Linked DNA regions of Homo sapiens: region 1 is linked to region 2. Evidence: read pairs that join two places in POLR2A ChIA-PET (ENCODE). Cell type or tissue: PC-9. All regions are shown on one strand. Region 1 overlaps ZNF407 (zinc finger protein 407). Region 2 overlaps ZNF407 (zinc finger protein 407).

Region 1 (8,000 bases), 120 kb before region 2:
TAAAGTTGGAATTTTTTCCAGTCATTTACTAAGACAACTATATAAATATGATTTTATATAAAATCATACATTTACTATATGAGGTTATGATAAATAAACACAAGTGGAACATGGCTTATCCCTTCAAGGGGCTGCTGTTATGCTGTAAGGTAAGATCTGTGTACTCTTGATAAATTCAATACATATTTCTTGCATAGTTCTAGCATAAACCAAGATAGCAGAAAAAGGAAAAAAAATTAAAGCAAGATTTTGGGATTCTCCAAGCATAATCTCATTCCCTCCAGTATGAGTATAAGTTTACAGACACTGAGAATAAATCATAGTATTAAATAAGATCAGATTTGCTAGTCCCATGCATAGGAAGCATATAGGTAAGAGAATTCTTTCATTGTGCTGTTATCTTCTGTAATACACTTTTAATCATCATTTTTAAACAAATGAAAAAGTAAAGATGAAGTGTGGATAAGGTACACTTTTGTTCATTTTATTCTAAGAGAAGATATATATATGTCTCCACTGGAATCAAATTTGTGTTAAGGTAAAAACTATGCAATTTTTCATTTTTAACTCTGTAATCTTAATATGACTGAATAAATATAAACGATCTAGAAATATAGAAAGTTTAGAACTTACATATGTTTTATTTATATAAATATTTGGTTTATTTTAACAGGGTTAGTTTCCAAAGAAGATGAAGCAGGAAGCACTCAAAAAGTAGTAATTAAGAGAAAATACTACAAAAAATAGAAATATAAAACACATATGCCCAATATACTCATTCGTCAAAGTATTTTTGGTTAAGCATTACTATGTCTCATGCAGGAAGCTCAACTCCTTAAGTGGATAGATGTGAGAAACATACTTATATCTATAGAGCCCATGAAAAGTTAGTATTAAATAACACAGAAGGGCCAGGCACGGTGGCTCATGCCTGTAATTCCAGCACTTTGGAGGCCAAGACGGGCAGGTCATCTGAGGTCAGGAGTTCGAGAGAAGCCTGGCCAACATGCAGAAACCCTGTCTCTACTAAAAATACAAAAATTAGCTGGGCGTGTTGGTTCATGCCCCAGCTACTTGGGAGACTGAGGCATGAGAATCACTTGAACCCAGGAGGCAGAAGTTGCAATGAGCCGAGATTCCAACACTGCACTCCATCCTGGGCAACAGAGCGATATTCTGTCTCAAAAAATAATAAATAAATAAATAGCATAGCCGAAAAGGGAACAATATAGTATATAAAATAAGCAAACATTTGTCTAAATGACACACTCAACAGGTCAAAGAAAATGAAAAGGAATCTCACACACACACACACACACACACATCACTAGGGAAAAACTTCCAGGGTCAAAAAGGCGTCACTGTTTTTCAAAAACAAACTAATGACCTAACAAGGAACAATACGAGGATAGAAGGAAACGCAGCTGAAAGCATCAATATGAACAATATTGTTACTCCATTAAGTGTCATAAATCATTATTAAAAAGATTTAAACACAGTAGTAGGAATTTAAAAATTTTTGAAATACTTTGTTTTATATAAGCAAATTATAAAATAATTTACTTCAAATATGAGAAGTGCACTTAACAATGTTATAATGGAGTTTCAAAGAGGCTGTAAATTTATGGGCCAACACAAAGAAAGTGAAATTGGCTACTGAGTTAAATCAAAGATCCTTTTATTAGGCACCTGTCGTTTCTACCACATTTGCTAAGTGGTGCGGGCAATTTAGCCATGAATAAGGTAAGCTAGGATCTGAAAGAGCCTACAGCCTAGTATCCAACAGAATAAAAAAATCTTAGGCAACCTTTCCAAAAAATATTAATGCATAAATGTCTGACCAAAATAACACAAAGACCAAAGAAATCTAAATCATGTAAGACTAAGCTATCTTAATCTAATCTTAAGAATAAGGACTATGAATCTCACCTCAGGAACATAATATTAAACTGTAATCCAAAATGTAAATTTTCACGAAAAAGAAAGTTCACAATTTTAGGACTGCAACGTTAGTAATAAGGTACAAACGTAGGAGATAACATGAAGGATTCATAGTTCCTAATGACGCTGACATTTTTACAAAGCAAGCTGGATACTTGAGTCTAGGGATAACCTAGAAGACTGACTATACCTCTTTTTCATGAGTTTCATCACGGAATTTCCTAAAATCTATGCACATGGCTCAAATTCATCAGTGTTGCTCTAAAACAAAACACACAAACAAATCCCTTTCTCTCTTAGTACCTGGCATAGAAGCCTTGAAATGATTCTACAATTAACATCATTAGCAACAACCTTTCAATTCATTTATTCACTAAGGGCCTTTTACGTAGCAGTCACTGTGGTGGGCACCTGGGTGAACACAGGTGATAAATAGCAAACAAAAGTTCATAAATCACACACTCACATAGCATGTTTAAAAATAACAAGTGCTGCTGGAAACAACAGAGCAGGGTGAGGAGGTTTGGGAGTACCGCCAACTTTAAATTCAACAGTAAGGACGGGCCTCACTGAGAAGGGAAGCGGTGAGCAAAGGGATGAAGGGTAATGATCAGCCGTGAGGGTGACCTGGTGGTAAACAGTTAGCAGCCCCCCTGAGGCTGGGGGTGGAGTGAGGAACTAATATGCAGGGCTTGCTCATTCCTATGGTGAAAAGCCTCCACCGTGGCCCATTTCAGCCTACGAAAAGAATGGCAACCAGTTCACAAAATTCCTTAAAGTTTAACAATTGGCCCACCTTATAAGAGCTGGTTTCAGCTCATTACTACATGAGAAAATCTGGCAAAGCAATAATCCAGATAGTAAAGGGCACTGAAGAGGGGGCACGCCTTGCGAAGAGCCCAGCACACCGGAGCAGTGCAGGAGAGAGACAGCAGGTGAAAGGTGGGCCTGAGAGGTGACAACAGAGACCTCATCACTGGGTTTTCTCTAAGAGAACTGAGGCACCAGGGAGGAGCTCTGCGCAAATGAGTCATGTGTTCTCACTTTCAGCATCAATGTGTTTACCAAACTGAGAAGAGATCCCATGAGGGAAGACGGAGTTAGTTGGGAGGACTAATTAGGAGACCACTGGCATAATTCAAACAGATGATTGTAGTGATGAGAAGCTATAAAATTCAGAATCTATTTTGAACATGATAGATAGGATGTGAGCTATGAGAGGCAGAAGTCCAGGATGACTACAAAGGCTATGGCCTATGTAAACAGGAAGATGGTGATCTCATCAGCTGGGACAGGAAAGTCTACAGCCGGGTGTGGTGGGGCATGCCTGTAGTGCCAGCAACTCGGGGAGCTGAGGTGGGAGGAGTGCCTGAGCCCAGAAGTTCAAGGCCAGCATGGGCAACAAGCAAGATCTATCTCAATGTTCAAAAAATAAAATAAAATCTGTAAGAGAGGCAAGCACTTGTGGATTGGGGTGGGAGGGATGGTGAGGTGGTGAAGAATAAACGAGTTTTTCCACTTGGACAAATTAAATTTGAGATGCCTATTAGACATCAACATGGAGAGACTAAATCAGCAGATGGAAATATGACCTGGAGGATTGGGAGAAAGGTCTGGCTCGAGATCACCAACTTGAGAGTTCTTGGCCCACAGAGACCACTGACAGCCACAGCACTGGGTAAGACCCCTAAGAAAATGAGGCAAACCTGGGACAGGCCAAAGACTAAGTCCTGCATCTTCCAGCATGAATGGTGTGTGCAGAAGAGGATGAACCAACAAAAGAGACTAGAGAAGGAGTTACTAGTAAGGTACGGGAAAGACCAAGAAAGTGTGGTTTCCCGAAAGCCATGTGTATATTGAAGAGGACAGAATCTTTCCAAAGTCTTCATGTTTCCAACTTCCAACTGTACAGTTCTAAAGTAAGAGTATTGGTCTAGAATCTCAGATCTCTGCCTAATCTAATATGCCAGGGCTGATGATGTTCAAGGGGACATTAAATTTCCCCACAAAACTCAATTTGAAAAAGAAGAAATTCTTCACTTGCTTCCTTAGGTCCTCTTCCGTGCTTTATAGAGTCTAACGGTGTTTTCTGTTTTTTGACTCTTCCTGGTATCCATAAGTAAATATCACTATGACTGATGTCATTCCCTATTCCCTCTTCTATTCCTTATTACTAATTCCCATAATCTCTTGGTAAAATCTTCATAAATGTGCTCTTTCAATACATACACACATAGTTTTTAGATACCTACAGTATGGGTACCTGAAAGTGTGGGTATCCACACTGCTTAGCAACTGGCAATGCATTTTCAATGGATTCTTGTCAGTTACATTTAGTAACCTGGAGAGGCTATAGTCCCAAGTTATTCAATCAAACACAAATCCAGGTGTTTCTCTAAAGGTATTTGTAGATGTGCTAACAGCTGAAATCAGTTGCCTTGAAGAGAGGGACATTCTCATCTTCTGTAATCTGAACAGCCTCCTCCAATCAGATGAAAGGCCTAAGAGCACAGCTAAGGTTTCCATAAGGAAGAAAAAATTCTGCATGTAAACTGCAACATCAGTTCTGTCCAAGAATTTCCAACCTGCTCATCAGATTTCAGACTTGCCTAGCTACCCAAAAATCGCATAACACAATTCCTTGTAATTAATCTCCAGTGTGTGTGTATGTACCTTCTACTGGTTCTATTTCTCTGGAGGAAATCTGACAGATACTCTATGTTCCTCTAATAGTAAGTAATTTAATAATTTTGAATGTACAATGGCAATTGTTTTCCCTACTAATAGAGATGTGCACCAATGAAATTATTTCTTAAATACAATATTAAAGTCCAAACTACAACTCTCAACTACACTTATCAGCATGATACATGAAAGTATAAATACAATAGATAAACAAGAAATTGTCCGTTTTAGGGTGTTTCTTCAAGCATTTAATACAGCTGTATTTAGAGATATATGTATTTTTTTTTCTCAACTCCAACTTTGCAGACAGTCTACTCAATAATAGTGAAATTAATGGCACAGGAAACAGAAGTATATAAATTATAAACCATTTAAAAATAGATAACTCCTAGATAATCAATAGTGAAAAAAAGATGATTGATGGCTGCAAAACAGTTTGAAATTATACATAAAAGCATCTAAAAGATCTCCATTTTAAATGAGACAAAAGAATCTGAAGCAATCAATCTGGTTTAACTCAAATAGCCCAACATATACTCATTTGGTTCACTGAGTAAGGAATTCCAACAACTATAGTGTACTGTGGAAAAAACTATGCTTTATATATTAGAGGTCACTGCCAATTATTGTGAATTAAAATAGCCAAAACAAAGCAATGCAAAGAGAACTTTTAATAAAGTACATACACACATTAAAAAAAAACTTTGAGTAGCTTACCATAAAAGTGAAAATAATTCTGCTGTAAATCTTCCTAGAAAGAACTGTCAACACAGTTGTCTAGATTAGAATGTAGATATGAAAAGAGAGGGGGAAATGAAGAAAAGAAAAAGACCACAGTGGCATAAAACCAAACCATCCTGTAAGGAGTGGGGCAGAGTAAAAGCTTCACAGGCACCGACATCAAGTATCAGCGGAGGAACACAGGACGCATTCTAATTGTATACTGAACTTGGTACAGGAAGGACATTCAGTGGCATGAGGTCCTCAGGTCCCAGTATATAACTGTAAGAATCACAGCTTCATATTGGAAGATGCATTCTTTAATAGAGTCTCCCTAAGCACCTATCTAAAAATATATTCTTGGGACGGCAGATGGAAAAGCATAGAAATGGAAACATGTATTTTAAGGAGTGGGTAGAGAGGAAAACAAGAGCTGGAATATACCTGTTAAAGTATTTAGAAACAACAGGGGTAGAAATACAACAAATACGAAAGTAACTGCCAATATGAGTAATCAATTGAAGAAAGAATACATAATATCTGTAAGTAATAATGTTGAAAAAATGTAGTGAACAGTAAAGGGAGACCTGGACTAGTTTTGTGTATTTTTAAAGTTACACAAATGCTCCAGACGCAGTGGGTCACGCCTGTAATCCCAACACTTTGGAAGGCCAAGATGGGCAGGTCGCTTGAGCTCAGGAGTTCAAGATCAAACTGGGTAACATGGTGAAATTTCATCCCTACAAAAAATACAAAAATTAGCTGGGTGTGATGGTGGATACCTGTAAGTCTCAGCTACTCAGAAGGCTGAGGTGGGAGGACTGCTTGAGCCCAGGATGTGGTGGCTGCAGTGAACGAGATTAGGCAGCTACACTCCAGCCTGGGTGACACAGTGAGATCCTGTCTCAAAAAAGAAAAGGTTACATACAAAAGAAAAATTAAAACTCCATAAAAGAAAAAAAAAAGCCCTTCAGCAAAGATAGGCATTAGAATTTCTAGTATTAAGAAAAATTAAAAATGTTCAATGAGCGCATGTTACTCTTAGCATCCTGATGAATAATATTAGAAGTGGTTGATATTTCATCTTGCTTTAATGTAACAATAACAAGATATCAGTATATTACCAGTACTAACAGGCATTATTATTTCACATCTAGTATTGGATTTTTTTTTTAATGTAAGCCTCACTGAATGATCTTTCTCCAAGTAATTTGTATGTGACTCTTTCTATATTGTTCCATTCTTTAGAATGAAAATATACTAGTAGGTTTATACCATGATCATCAACATGTTATCTGGTCTTGAAAAGTAGTAAAGCGAACAAAAGGGGGATATACTATTTTCTTTCAGAAAAGAATAAACCCATTTGAAAAGTAAAATTCCTGCAAACTTCCCTGTAGTGACCATTTATCAGACAGTCATGTGTAAATACACTTTCAACACATTTAATAGTAGGTTTTATTCTCCCAGGACAGGTTGAGGATATCTGGAAATAAGAATCTTTAATTGTCTTTTGTCCCACTATTTATCCTCAGGAAAATGACCTCTTCTGGAAGGAAATTCAGAATCTAATGTGGGACAGCCTTCTGCAGTAGCACATTTCCACTTGAGTCAGGTTGGTAAAGGGCCTCATCACTGATCTTCGATCCCAAATAAAAGCTTCCCCAGGGCAAGTGGGGTCGGTGGGTGATCCATGCAGAGGAACCGCCTACTAGCTCTGTGGCTCTGAGCAAGTTACTCAGCCTGGTCAAGCCACAGTGACTTCACCTCTAGGAAGCACATGATGACAATGATATCTAACTCACAGTCGTGTTGTTAGGATTAAATGAAATAAAGCATTCCACAAAGCCTCTGATGAAGTCAGCCTGGCCTTGGCACACTCTGAAGCAATGATAGTTACCTTTACTATAACTCAGACGGTTTATCCATCAAACACCTAAAGAGATCTGTAAAAAATGAGGAAGGTTAGAAACGGAGGCATCGACCCTCCTTCTGAGTCAGTTACACTGGGCACAGGGAAGCTGCAGGGCAAAGCCCAGGCCAGATCTGGACCAGTGCCAGAAAAAGGAAATAAGCAGCATGCTGTGTGCTGGGGGAGCAGGGCTCACTCGGGAAGGGCAGCAGGCAGGCATTCCCCAAATACACACACAGCAGCTCCCTGCAAACAAAGGAATAGTAAAAGGCAAGGCTTGGGCAAACAGTGGTAGAGCCCATCCCTAACACCAATACAGAAGGTAGGGGGATTTTAAACATGTAAATAAAGGTAACTGTTATAAGTGCTCCACGGAGGAAAGGGGAGAGGGCAGAAAGGTGGATAAGAGGCAGGGATCACTGAGAGTGTGAGATGCTGAGGAGTGGCCAAGGGGCTTTGAGTTACAGGCTCCTGAAGTTTTATGCTCAAATTCTCTGAAAAAACGTGCATGACTAAATATTTTCTTTAAGTTTTTAACCTATTTTTTGTCCTTCATTTAAAACTTCTTAACTCCTTACATAATACTGGGTCCCACGAAGCTTCTAGAAGCACACATCTAATTGTGCCCTAATTTCCTGCCTCTTTTTTTTTTTTTTTTCCATAAGGGTCCCTTATCCCAAAGGAGCCCTTCTCCACCGTTTCCTTCACTAGCCTGCGATACATTCAGCTGTAACTAAACTGC
Region 2 (8,000 bases):
TGAACACACTGGCAATCAACACTAGAAGGAATCTCAGCAGGCACATCATAATCTTTAAGGTGAAAAAGCTAGGTAAAAAGCAGGTAAAGCTAGTTACTGCCAGGGCTAACCCCAGAGCCTGTGTTTCAAACAAACTCTTCCTTGTGTCATGCTGCCAGCACACATCCTTCATTCTGGGCTATCTGGGCTATGGTCCATCTCACAGAAAGTGACTATTCATTCATCAAATAGCCCAAACCTAACACCCTCATCTCTCTCCCTACTACTAACTTCTGAAACAGTCTCTGAATTATTCACTTTGAACTCTGAGATTGTCTTGAATTTGTTTATCTGTGACTTCGTATATCAAATTCATTGTCAAATTCGGCAGTTTCTTCTGATGTTTCTCAAGGTCATATTCTCTTTCCATCCCCATTGCTATACTCTTATCCAAGCCCTCTTATGGCCAAATCCTGCAGTTTTTTCTAATGTATATTAGAAGAATATATAGCCTTTCTCAAACCCAAAACAACAACAACAACTATGAATAACCACATCTGCCCCAAGGGTCCTGGATGAGGAAGGCTGCGGTAGGAGAGGGCGCTCCTCCATCACTCTCCTTCTCCCCAGCACACTGAAGCAAAAAGCTCATCACTGGCATCTCCACCTGTTGTCTTCTTGTCCGAATCCAGCCTAGATACCACAGGTATTTAAAGTATCTTCTTAAAAGAGACTTGTCTGAGCCACTCTACTCCTCTGTGCAAAACGCTCAATGATTTCATCTTCAAATGCATTTTGTGCTTGCCATCAGACGGCACTTTCAATAACCCCATCACCTGCAGGATGAATCCTAAACTCCTTACCTGCCGCGCATGGCGACTTGCTATCTGCATATACCTTTGCTCTCATCTCCCTCCTAACATATATTCGGGGAAGGTTCATAATCCCTTATTCACAATTCTGAAAGTTGAAAAGTAACGAAAATGCAAAGTTTAATCAGTTGGTGGCAAAACACTAACATAAAGCTACTCGGAGACTTCATTCGAGCCCCTGTGTTGAACACGCACCTGTGCTGCCAGAGAAACAGCAATGTACTGCATTACAGGCTGTGTCCCGGAGACCACCTACTGTTATCTAATACTCAACGCAAACGATATATAATCTTCACAAAACCCAAAAAACAAATAACCAGCAGAACCTGGATGAGGGACCTGGATGAGTGAGAGATGCTGTGGTGGAAGAGGGCTCAACTCTCTTCACTCTCTTCCTACTCCTTCACTCTCTTCCTTCACTCTCTTCCTACTCCTTCACTCTCTTCCTTCACTCTCTTCCTACTGTCCTCTTCACCACCGTTCTACAGGAGAACTTGACCTCGGTTCACACATCCTGTCTAAAAACTCTCACTGAATCCTTCACCGTTTTCATGATGATCTAAATGTTGTTTTTCTATGTTCTATCAAGAAAATCAAAAACCACACTTTACTTATCTTAGTACCCAGCTAAGTGCTTGGCACATAATAGAAACCCAACATTTGTAGAGCTGAACTGAGTAAATTAATCTTAATTGTTGATGAATGATTTATTAAATGATTCTGGTTTCCTATTAAGACATGGAAAAAATGCAAAAAAGCCCTATACTTGTCCACAGATTGACTATCTTAGAAAATGTCTAAAGATCTTCTCACCTCCAATAAGATGCACCGAAATACTGCACATGCCCAAGACTCTGTGACACCCCCACAACTGACACTGCCCCCAAAGCACTGCACTCAGTACTGAGCATAATGAATCCAGGATCTTTAGATTTCTGCAGAATTGAAACTTAAATATCTCCCTATGGAGATGAAAACTAATGTGTACTAATTTAGTAACCTATGATTCATAATTCAATGTCTAGCTGAATTAGGATTGCTTAGTGGGCCATGCTTTAACTCCACATGTAGGTTACACCATAATTGACAATATCCTGACAAGATAGGATAAAAACAATCATTGGTAGCAAAACAAGGCATGTTAATGAAATTCCTTCATGTGTAAATTGAGGTTAATACATATATACATATTCCAAAATTTTTCCCAATACATTGCTGTTTCATATTTCTATGTAAATTGGTTTATGCATCTTAATATTTTGTTCTGTTTTACAGTTTTATTATCAAAAGTAAAGTTATTCCTTCCATGCATAGTATATTAGGCATAACTTATTGGCTCTCATGATTCAGACATGATGGTCAGTCCTATACAGTTCTCTACATAGTAAATATATGTGAGGGATTAACTGGAAGCACACATCTAATAAGATGATTCATCATGGGGTCTTGTAATTAAACTAGACTCTCAGCCATAATTATCCAATGCAGAAAGCATAGAGGCAGTCTACATACATCTAAGAGCTTGAGATGCAACGAATCTTCAGTGGGAGCTGAGTGGAAGGGGACAGCTGAATAAAAGAGGGAAAAAAAAGAGATTGCAACTCATGTCACTGAACTAGAAAGTGGCTCTAAAAATACACTATATGTAGTATATTACCATTATTTAACCATCGCCCCCTACAATAGCTGGGCACAATGTGTCTACAGAAATATCACAGAAGTAAAATCTCCCTGCCATTCTCCCTAACTCTCAAGGCAATATCAAAAACATTACACAGTCATAATAGAATCCAAGCAAAAATCAACATCCAATAAGGATGTCGATAGGCCAATCCACAAAAAGAAGTTGCATAATAGAGAAAGCATCAGTTTTGTGTGACTATCGTGTTTTAACCAAACATTAACAAGTATTGCTTAATATATTATAAATATCTTTCAGATACATAACATCACCTGCTCAAATGTCAAGCTACACATGAAAACATAAAAATGAAAAGAAAGCAATTTTTCATATTGTATTATAGTTTAAAAAATGACCTAAGCCATATGAAAAAACTCTAAGAGACTGAAATTAAGGTTCAATCCAAGTTCAACTGTTAACAAAATAAATAAATAAATAAAAATAGACTCTATTGGTTACTTTCCACCAGTTTTTACAAACTTTGGATTGCAAGGCAGATGACAAGATGTAACACACATGAAGATACTCAATGAGATAAACAAAAAAAGTGATATACTAAAGAAACTACTTTTATAATTGCATGAAAATAGATTCTGTCTCGTCTCCCATAAAAATAGTTTTTAATTTTTTTTAATTTTGTGAATCTATATAAAATAGTTTTAAAAGCTGATTTTTAAAAACAATCAGGCAAGCCTGGGCAACACAGCAGACCCATCTCTCTAGAAACTGTTTTTATGTTTAATTGTCTAGGTGTGGCGGTGTGTGCCTGTGGTCCTAGCTACTCAGGGAGTCTGAGCTGAGAGGCTCACTGGAGCCTAGGAGGTCAAGGTAGCAGTGAGCCATGACTGCACCACAGCACTCCAGCCTGGGCGAAGGAGTGAAACTCTGTCTCAAAAGAAAAAAAAGGCATACTTAATAGGTACAGAACACAAACAGCTCATTTGAAAATGAAGAGATGTAAAAATTTACCCAAAAAACTGTAGGAACATGCGTGACATAAACAGTTAATCAAAAACAGATTGTGAGAGTTCCCACACATCGAATGAGAAAAAGCCAAAAAATCTAAAGTTAAAGCTTGAAAGGTTGAAGCCTCACAGATGTTAAATTGATCAAATTTTCTGAGAAGCATTTTAATTGTGTGTAATAACAACTTTAAACATTACTATTAACTTTGAAACCCAATATTCTACTTCTAGGAATCTATCCTGATGAAATAACATGAAAAGAGCACAAAAATATATGCAAAGATGTCCTCCACTGGTCATATATAAAGGCAAAAAACTGTGAACAACCAACATGGAAAGCATTAAGAAATGGTCATAAACTGTCATCTCCATACAGATGGAATGTTACACTGCCATAAAACTATCTACCAAGAATATTGAATGGCATAGGAAAGCACTTCCCACATAATGTAGTGCAAAAGCAGATTTTAAATCTATATATATTTTTCACATATATATTTCACGTGTGTGTGCATGAGAGAGAGAGAGAGAGAAATCTTAAAAAAAAGTTGATCTCATGGAAGTAGAGAGCAGAAAAGTGGTAACCAGCAGCTGGGGAGGACATGAAGAGATGGGAAGAGACTGGCCAATGGGTACAAAGCAGCTAGGAGGGATACATTCTGGTGTTCTATTGCACAAGAGAATGACTATAGTTAATAATAGTGTATTTCAAAATACCTAGAAAAGAAGATTCTGAATGTTGTCACCACAAAGAAATGATAAATATTTCAAGTAGGGATTTACTGATTACCCTGCTTTGAACATTTCACCATGTACACATGTATTTAAACATCAAACTATATCCCCAAATATGTACAATTATTACATCAATTAAAAATAAATTTGAACAAAAAATAAAATAAAATTTTATGTACAATACATTCAGTTGTCTAATACCAAAAGAATTATATAAAAATTTTTAAAGTAGATTAAGTGATTTTTTTCATATTCATTGCAATTTATTAGCTTCTCCCAGTTTCTCACAATAAACATATAATGCCTTGGGAATAATAGTGAGAACTATTTTTAATAAATATACTAGAGACTTTCCATTTCTGGTACGAAGTAATGAGATTCTGCCAAACAAACCCCCCCCACCCCGCCCCACACCAGAAGAGCTAAAAAGTCTGGACCAAATTTTTTTTTAAATAACTGTATGAAGGTCCTGGAAATTAAACAAAAGCTGGAGGTTGGGAGTAGAACCAAACCATGAAGCAAACCATGATGCAAATATATCCAAACCCTCCTCACTTTTATTTGATGGCTTTATCCTGAAGATGTCCAAAGTTGGAACTGTCTGAGAGAAGGCATCAGGAAAGAAGCCTTTCACAACAGAAAAACCAGCTGCACTCCTGGATCAGAGGGTAACTGCTCCAACACAACAGACATGGGAGAATAAGAAGTAAAAGAGAGCCATAAAGGAGAGCCAAAGGAGCCCTGATTCTGGGAATAAACTCAGAACACCTAAAGCATGTAGGAACAAGGAAGAGAGAAGGCAGATGGCAATTAAAGCTTAACTATCAGAAATGAGATACAAGCAGCTGACTTCTACAGACATGACAGTTGCTATTTGATGCTAATCAAGTTAACTGTCTGCTAAAATGAAAACATACCCAGTCTTTGAAACAATATACCATAATCCAGAGTCCGTACAACATAAAATTCATAATGCTCAAGATGCAATACAAATGTATTCTACATAGCAAGAGCCAGAAAAATGTGACCAAATCCCAAAGGGAAAAAGGAGCAATGAAAATGACACAATGCTGGCATTATTTTAAAAGGACTTCAGAGCCACTATTATGCTATAATCATAGCTAATGAAGTTAAGGAAATATGCTTAAAAGAAAATCTCAACAAATAAGAAAAAAAGTATATTTGTAAAAGTCCAATGAGAATTTTAGAAACAAAAATAAAATAACCAAGTTTTACAAGGGCTTTAATACTTAAATGAATATGACAAAGTAAAGAATCAATAAATTTGAAGACATCAATAAAAATCATCCAATATGAAGAACAGACGGAGAAAAATGGACTAAAAAAGGTAAAGAGAAGCTCGGGTACCTAAGAAATAATTACAAGAGGTCTAACACATAGTCAACTAATTAAAGAGTTCAAGTAGAAAAACAGAAAAGGGGAAAGAAAAATGTGACAAAAGAAACTTTGGGAGAGGTAATGGCTCACTGAGAAACGTGCAGGTTTGGCCACAAAAAGAGGTCAACAGATCTCAAAAATAAGTATAAAACTGCATAAAATTGTCAACAGCAACAATTTCAACATTCTGAAAATCAAATGAAAGCAACAAATTGAAAAGCACTTTATCTTGAAAAACTACTAGAGTTTTGGGTAAGAGAGCTGGTGGGAGGGGTGCCTGCCTGGGATGTTACAGTTCCCTCCACCAACTCCTCAACTTGGAGAGGCAGAATGGTAATTTTACTGACACAAGACTGAAACAAAAAACTGGAGCTCTGTGCCAAGGTGAGGAAGGGAGGAAGAAATCTGGGGTGAGGGCAAAACCCCACATCCTTGTCAGCTAAAAGTAACAAAGTTGACAGAAAGCCAATGAGGAAATCCTGACACACAGCCAACCCCAGAAGTGTGAGCCATGCTTGAGCAACTGACAGGCTAGCAAGAAATGTGGCAAGGAGATTCTATAAATGAAAAACCAGTAAGACAACTAGAGAGGATCTCCACGCAAAAATTATTTTAAAAACTTTTTTTAAAAAGGTGAAACAGAAGGAGAAAATTTTAAGAATGAGCCGGAGAGACCTATGGAAAAATCTAAAGCATTCCAATAAAAGTACAGTAAGGATCCTACGAGAAATACGGAAAGCAGTAGAGAAAAAAAATTAATGGCTGAAAGTTCCTCAAATTTGATGAAACACAGTAATCTACAGATAAAAGTTCAACATCAAGAAACATAAACACTAAGAAATCTTCACCCAAAACATCATAATCAAGCTGCTGAAAAAAAAAACAGACAAAGACAGTGAGAAAATCCTACAAGCAACAAAAAAGTTTCATCACATACAAGAACAGCTAACTTCATACCATATAAAGAAAAAATACAATTAAGAGCTGATTTATGACAAACAATGGAAGGTAGAAGTCAGAAGAATAACACGGTCAAAGTATCAATCAAGAACTCTCCATCCAGCAAAACTATATTTAAATAATAAAGGGGAAGTAAAGACATACCCAAATAAAGAAGGTGGAGAAAATTCATATTAACACAAAATAGGCAGTAAAAGAAGAACAAATGCAAAACACATAAGGTAAAGAGTACAACAGAAACTATAAATCAAACCAGTGGTATTACATTAAATGGTAATAAACACTAAGTGAAAAAGAAGAGATTCTCAGACTGCATCAAAAGACCAAAGTATGTGCTAGCTACAAGAGACTCACTTTACATTTAGAGACAAATATTTTGAAAATAAAAAAAAATTTTTCACAGAAACACTATAGATTTTGGTATGCTGACTGCGTATCCTGCAACTTTACTGAATTCACTTATACATTCTACAAGATTTTTTGGCAGGGTCTTTAGGTTTTTCTAAATATAACATGATGTCACCTGCAAACAGGGACAATGTGACTTCCTTCCTTTTCAATTTGGACGCCACTTATTTCTCTCTTGCCTAGTTGCCTGCCTAGGACTTCCACTACTATTTTGAATATGGGAGGTAAGAGTGGGCATCGTTGTCTTGTTCCAGAAGTATGTCTACACACAAACAGTGAAGTAGCTGAAAAAGAAATCAAGAAAGTGGTCCCGTTTACAACAGCTACAAAATAAAATAAAATAAAATGCCTAGGAATAAATTTAACCAAGGAGGTGAAAGACCTCTACAAGGAAAACTGCAAATCAGTGATGAAAGAAAGGGAAGAGGATACAAACAAATGGAAAGACATCTCCTGTTCATAAATCATAAGAATATTGTTTAAATGACAATACTACCCAAAGCAAATGTACAGATTTAATGCAATCCCTATCAAAATACCAACGACATTCTTCACCCAAATAGAAAAAAAAACTCTGAAAATGTTAATGAAACCACAAAAGACCCTGAATAGTCAAAGCAATCCTGAGAAAAAGAAAAAGAAAAAAAAAAAAGCTGAAGGTATCGCACTACCAGACTTCAAAATATACTACAAATCTGTACTAACAAAACAGCATGGTACTAGCATAAAAACAGACACACAGACCAATGGAACAGAATAGAGAACCCAAAAATTAATCCACATATGTACAGAGTTGATTTTTTTGACAAAGACTTCAAGAACACTCATTGACGATGCTGGCAAAACTGCATATCTGATATTCATTTGCAGAAGAATGAAACTAGACCCCCACCTCTAACCCTACACAAAAATCAACTCAAAATGGATCAAGCACCTAAATGTAAAACCCAAAATCATGAAAGTAACAGAAGAAAACATAGGAGAACTGCTTCAGGACATTGG

What was found. Peaks named below come from ENCODE experiments on the same cell type or tissue, not always from the same donor. Only the 100,000 strongest peaks of a DNase experiment are listed, where the experiment ranks them.
Region 1: POLR2A ChIA-PET joins it to region 2 with 10 read pairs; 4 of 35 experiments call an interaction of 5 or more read pairs at or near these places.

What each region holds. Positions count from the first base shown.
Region 1 is chr18:74,835,925-74,843,924 of GRCh38, reverse strand. All of the region lies in intron 4 of ZNF407 (zinc finger protein 407), which reads right to left. Among named protein-coding and RNA genes, the nearest start is that of ZNF407, 240 kb to the right of the region's middle. In PC-9, no CTCF peak of the experiment used is centred here; a DNase peak (open chromatin) is centred at 3,224.
Region 2 is chr18:74,720,578-74,728,577 of GRCh38, reverse strand. The region is part of intron 3 of ZNF407 (zinc finger protein 407); the gene reads right to left. Among named protein-coding and RNA genes, the nearest start is that of ZNF407, 130 kb to the right of the region's middle. In PC-9, no CTCF peak of the experiment used is centred here; no DNase peak of the experiment used is centred here.